Regions from separate parts of the Homo sapiens genome. Here region 1 is linked to region 2. A link is an interaction called in ENCODE POLR2A ChIA-PET data of the cell type or tissue named here. Cell type or tissue: Panc1. All regions are shown on one strand. Links, peaks and the distances in the headings refer to the core of each region. The heading gives the core; the rest is flanking DNA.

What was found. ChIA-PET counts read pairs that join two places held together with the same protein. Peaks named below come from ENCODE experiments on the same cell type or tissue, not always from the same donor. Only the 100,000 strongest peaks of a DNase experiment are listed, where the experiment ranks them.
Region 1: POLR2A ChIA-PET joins it to region 2 with 5 read pairs; 2 of 35 experiments call an interaction of 5 or more read pairs at or near these places.

What each region holds. Positions count from the first base shown.
Region 1 is chr5:172,527,771-172,530,684 of GRCh38, reverse strand. The region is part of intron 1 of LOC105377727 (a long non-coding RNA gene); the gene reads right to left. Among named protein-coding and RNA genes, the nearest start is that of LINC01944, 30 kb to the left of the region's middle. In Panc1, for the core only: no CTCF peak of the experiment used is centred there; no DNase peak of the experiment used is centred there.
Region 2 is chr5:172,292,133-172,295,046 of GRCh38, reverse strand. The region is part of intron 1 of LOC100288254 (a long non-coding RNA gene); the gene reads right to left. Among named protein-coding and RNA genes, the nearest start is that of UBTD2, 9.8 kb to the right of the region's middle. In Panc1, for the core only: CTCF peaks have their summits at 1,107, 1,388 (motif pointing right) and 1,639; a DNase peak (open chromatin) is centred at 1,376; H3K27ac peaks cover 1,689 bases.

The sequences.
Region 1 (2,914 bases), core at 205-2,704, 240 kb before region 2:
GATTACCTGAGGAGTACGTGGGAAGCATTGGCCTGGTGCCCGCCGAGGGCTCACTGTTGTCTCCTGCTGTGGTGCTGATGGGCCTGCCCTGAGCCTGCCTCTGGAGTGGGCATCAGCAGACCCAGCTCCTCTGGCCCCTCCTTCAGCACTCTGCACATACAGTGAAGCCAGATGCAGGTTTGAAGGACTTGTGTACTGTCAGTTCTAACCCTCGCCACTTTCCTAGGGGGTCACTAGCCATCTCCTGCCTCTTGACATTCACCCAATGTCTTGTCACTACCTTGTCCTTCTAGTAAAAATGGCAGCACCATCCCTAGTGTTTTCATTCAGTCTCTGTTGATTGTGAGGTACTTCATCAAGTTGAATATTTGTCCTTTTGGAGGCTTCTCAGCACCATGCCCATCACTTCAGTTTGTGAACCCCCTGACACTGTGTATGCTCCTGGAAGATTCAGGGCCCCCAGGCCTCCCCCAAATCGAAATGGGGATCTACTCTCCCTCTCACCACTCCCTGTTGACCAGGGTGTGTGAAGTGCTCCCACGTAGAGCTTGGCATTCAAAGTGCCAAGTGCCAGAGGGATACCCATGGTCAGGACAAAAGTGCCTAGGCCACCCTATTCCTGATAAGGACAAAAACTAAGTGGTGTCCATGCCTCTCACCTCCTCACTCCCCCATGCTACCTCCTCTGTACCATCAGGGTTGGGAGTCTGCAAACTTTCTCTCCCAGTTTCCCTTGCAATGACCTTTTATTAGGGTCTGCCAATGGGACGCATTCACAGGAAGTTAGAAGGTAGAAGAAGGGAGAAGCCATTTGTTTCAGGTTTCTGGCAATGGCTTTCAGCAGCAGCAGCAAACAACTGAGCATAACTGCAGGGGACTTCCAGTAGCATCGATGTAGCTGCATCTGCAGGAGTATGGCCCTGGGATTCCTACCCAGCTACAGTAAGGAGGTTTTAACAGCAGGAGCAGTGGCACCTCCAGCAGCTCAGTGGGGCATGTGGGCTCTCAGGCTCCAGCCCAGGGACTGGTGGCAGCTTCCTGTCCTGTAGAAAACAGCCTTATTCTTCCTTGTGAGTCTTCTCTCTTTTGCTTGTCAGCCCTTCCAACATCTTTGTAATGAATTCCCTGTATTAAATACCTACTGTTTGAAATATCTAGAGTGGTTTCTGATTTTGACTGTTATTGTGTTTCCTGATTCTTGATCCCCCCTAGATCTATTTTGTTCTGCCCACTTATCAAGCCTGAGTCTACAGCCTCCCATCAATTCTATGAGCCCTGATATGCCTTCTAAAAGTCCCCTTTCTCTTTAAAAGTCAATTTCTGCAGCTTCCAATCAAGAACCCTTACTCTAAACCATTAATTTGATTTTAGCTTGTAGGTTTACAAATATTAGATAAATAAAATAATAGCTAATATTTGCTGAGGCTTTTCTGTGTGTCTGGCACTATGCTCAATCATATCTGTTTTTTAATTTATTCCTCACAATAACTAGGTGAGGTAGATATTATTACCAGCACCATGTTGCATACACAAAATGGAGGTTGCTGCAAAGTTAAGTCATTTGATTTAACTTTTCTACAGCTTGGAACTGGTAGAACCAAGATTTGAACTAAATTCATCCAATGAAAGATCTCTCATTTTTAACTAATACAGTCTATTGCCTGGTAACACATTAAATATGCACTTCAATTATAAGATGCATTCTAATTTCAGAAACATAAACTCCCACACCATTCTAAAATACAGTATATACATACTAGTTTTCACTCTGGGAATTTGCTGGTGGGGCACTGCTGGCAAAAAAAAAAAAAAAAAAAAAAAAAAAGATGGAGTCATTTTCAAGCTTAGAAGCCAAGTTTCTCCTAAGCCAAAAATATTTCCATTAAATTCCTGTCATAGTGCCTGAAATTCCCACCATTCCATCTCCTTGCATTAGGGCATTCTATCCTCAGAAGTCCCTTGTGAAAGTGTGAACATGTTACTTGACAAGACAGTCAAAAGCATATTTTCTTCAATTGTCCAAAATATTCCCCCAGGAACTTCTTCTCCTGGTAACAAATCTTAGCCCCGTTTCCCATAAAGGCAGCACGTGATTCAGTCTGGACCAATCTTAGCATTCCATTCCCCTGGCCACTGACTGGTCCAGAGAAGGACATGTGACCCAAAGCGGGCCAATCAGAGATCTTCTCTGGGATTTTTTTTCTGACAAGATTTGCAGGAGAAACTCTTCTTGTCCCTTGGGCCATGGACCTGGAAGGGTATGAAGCCACAGAGCCCAGAGCTAGAGCCAAAGCCAGAGAAAAGGGCAAAGCTGGGAGTAGCGAGTGGCACATGAGGCCCTAAGACCAGCTCCATTCCCAGCCTTTCCTCAGACTGGCTATGAGGAGCCAATAATATCTTTTGGCGTAATCCCATTTGAGTTTGGTTTCTGTTCCTTGCAAACAACCTCACATCAGTTGGCTCCTACTGACACAAGCTCCTGAAATGGCAGAACACTGGACAGATAAATTTAGGAGAAAGGGAAGATATCAGGCATGGGCTTGAGGGGGGACAGGGCTGGAGGAGTGGACAAGACCAGGGACAAACCAAGCAGCCTCTCTACAAACTTTTGTGAGAACCTCAAAGCCAAACAGCAAGAAGTTCCATCAGCTAAAACCAGCTCCTCTACCAGCAGGTGTGATAAATGTGCAGGGTAACTTTCTTAAATACCTTCCCCTCTTTCCTATTCCATATGAAACAAGCATTCGTTGCAAGCTCCTTCTCTTTGAGCAGAAGCCCTGGAGTGAGGACACCTGGTCCAGCTCAGTTGCGTGCCCTGGATCCAACCACTTCCCCTCTTCAGAACTCACCGGAAAAACAGGAATAATGACTGCTTCCTTCCAGAGTCATTACCAGGATGAAGCAAAATAGCACA
Region 2 (2,914 bases), core at 125-2,624:
GCCTCAACAAAGACTATGACCAAATGAACTCAGATGCCTATATTGTATGAACTTTGACTTGTTTGATTTGGTTGTTTGGTTCATGGGGACTCCTATTGAAGAGTACTCTTTAGTCTTTTGGTATTTTCCTCCTGACAGTCATCATAATAATCCCCCTAGTACACTATATCCTCTTGTTTTTTTGTTTTTTGTTTTTTGTGTTTTTTTTGAGACAGAGTTTTTCTCTTGTTACCCAGGCTGGAGTGCAATGGCGCGATCTCAGCTCACTGCAACCTCCGCCTCCTGGGTTCAAGGGATTCTCCTGCCTTAGCCTCCCGAGGAGCTGGGATTACAGGCATGCGCCACCATGCCTGGCTAATTTTTGTATTTTTAGTAGAGACAGGGTTTCACCACGTTGGTCAGGCTGGTCTCAAACTCCTGACCTCAGGTGATCCACCCGCCTCAGCCTCTCAAAGTGCTGGAATTACAGGTGTGAGCCACCATGCCCATCTTAAATGTCATCTTAAATGTCTGTATGAAGCCATCCATTGAGTGTTCAGTGGTCTCACTTCAATTAGATCATCAAGAACATCAAGAATTATTCAACTGCTGTGACTTTGTGACTTGTGAATTTCATACTAAAACCAAATAGGTCCATTTGCAATGGTGACAGAGAGTGGCATCAATGCTCAAGGTTTAGGTCAATCTCTCAAAAATTGAGAGGCTGACCAAAATGGAGGAATTGTTAAACTAAATTTGGCTTGAGGATGCCTCTGTACTTGAGTCCTTATGGAACAAATTGTAACCTTAGTACATCAGCGAACTACAAGCCTAACTTAGGAGTATACTTTTGTAACAGTAGCTGAGTCTCAGCCGGTCACACTAGCCAAGCCTCAGTCAATCACAGTTGGGCAACTGATTAGACCATGTTCAAATAAAGCAAATGCTGAGCTGTAATCACCTGAAGTATTCATAAGTGCTGCCTGCCCACATTGCAGGCTACAAATCTTTCAACCTGTTCTGGTTTTGAGGATTGCCTGATTCATGAATTATTCTTTGCTTAAATAAATTCTGCTTTAATGTAATTTGTCTAAAAATTTTAACAGGGCTATGAATTTTCTTTTGATATATGAGTTTTTCTGGGGATATGTGCTTTACATATATCCCATAGATTTGGATTTGTAGCAATTCTTTAATTTCTGTAATTCCCTAGATCCAAGAGTTGTGAAGCACAGGTTTTAAAGTTTTCAGGTAGAACATTATGCCAGTTATCAAATTGTTGAATCTCAGATGCAAACTCAATCTTCATTGCCTGCTCTGTGAAAATGAATATGGGCCCTTTAAATATTGTTTCTTTGCCAGCTGGCACAATGTTTAGCTTTGACAGTAGAGGGCACTGGAGAGACACTGCAGGAGGCTCACTCACTCAGTAGGTTTCCACAGCCTGGGTGGCTTCTCCAGTGCCAGGTTCCTGCGCTGTGTGCAGCCTTTCTAAGTGGCCAGCTTTTGCGGCACAAACAAGCTTCTCTAGCATAGCTCCTTCAGTATATATGTTGCTCCAGCACCAGGCTCCTGAGGTGGTGGGCAGCTTCTCCAAGGCCCAGATCCTGCAATATGCAGAAGCCTACACCACCTAGCAATGAGCAATTTCTCCAGGTACTTCGTAGTACCCGGTAGTTTCACAGCAGAATGGCTCTAAGTGGGGTACCTCCTATAAACAGCCTTTCAGCATTACAGGGCATATTATCAGCAAGTCCTAGAGAAGGGATTTCCAGCAACTTCCACTGGTGTGGCACAAGAGGAACTTCTCTGCCATTCACCAAGCCAAGGCCATATCCCCTCCAGCAATGGGGCACTGGCTCTCAGCCCTAGAAGGGCCTCTTCCTTAAGTGCACTGTCTCAGCCCTAGGGTTGCTGCTGCTGCTTATCTGCATTCCTCCGTTCTTTAGAGTTTCCTTTTCTCTTCCATAAAATCAAAATAATACCTGATACAAAAAGTGGACAAAGACCTTTAAGGAAAAAAAGAACTATAGACACTGGGTGCAATGGCTCACGCCTGTAATCCCAGCACTTTCGGAGGCCGAGGTGGTGGATCACCTGAGGTCAGGAGTTCGAGACCAGCCTGACCAACATGAAGAAACCCTGTCTCTACTAAAAATACAAACTTAGGGCCAGGTGCGGTGGCTCACACCTGTAATCCCAGCACTTTGGGAGGCCAAGGTGGGTGGATCATGAGGTCAGGAGATCGAGACCATCCTGGCTAACATGGTGAAACCCTGTCTCTACTAAAAATGCAAAAATTAGCCAGGCTTGGTGGCACATGCCTGTAATCCCAGCTACTCGGGAGGCTGAGGCAGGAGAATTGCCCGAACCCGGGAGGCAGAGGTTGCAGTGAGCCGAGCAGTGAGCCGAGATCATGCCACTGCACTCCAGCCTGGGTGACAGAGCGAGACTCTGTCTCAAAAAAAAAAAAAAAAAGTCAGGCATGGTAGCTCATGCCTATAATCCCAGCTACTTGGGAGGCTGAGGCAGGAGAAGTGCTTGAACCTGGGAGGCGGTTCAAGCAACAAGAGCGAAACTACGTCTCAAAAAAAAATTATAGGCAAATATTCATAACCAGAGATGCAATAATTTAGAACAAAATGTTATAAGGGCTAAATGGTAAGAGCTTATGAACACAAAGAAGGAAACAAAAGAAGGAAACAGGCCAGGCACGGTGGCTCAGCCTGTAATCCCAACACTTTGGGAGGCTGAGGCGGGCGGATCACCTGAGGTCAGGAGTTTGAGACCAGCCTGGCCAACATGGTGAAACCCCATCTCTACTAAAAATACAAAAATTAGCCGGGCGTGATGGTGAGCACTTATAATCCCAGCTACTCAGGAGGCTGAGGCAGGAGAATCACTTGCACCTGGGAGGCGGAGTTTGCAGTGAGCT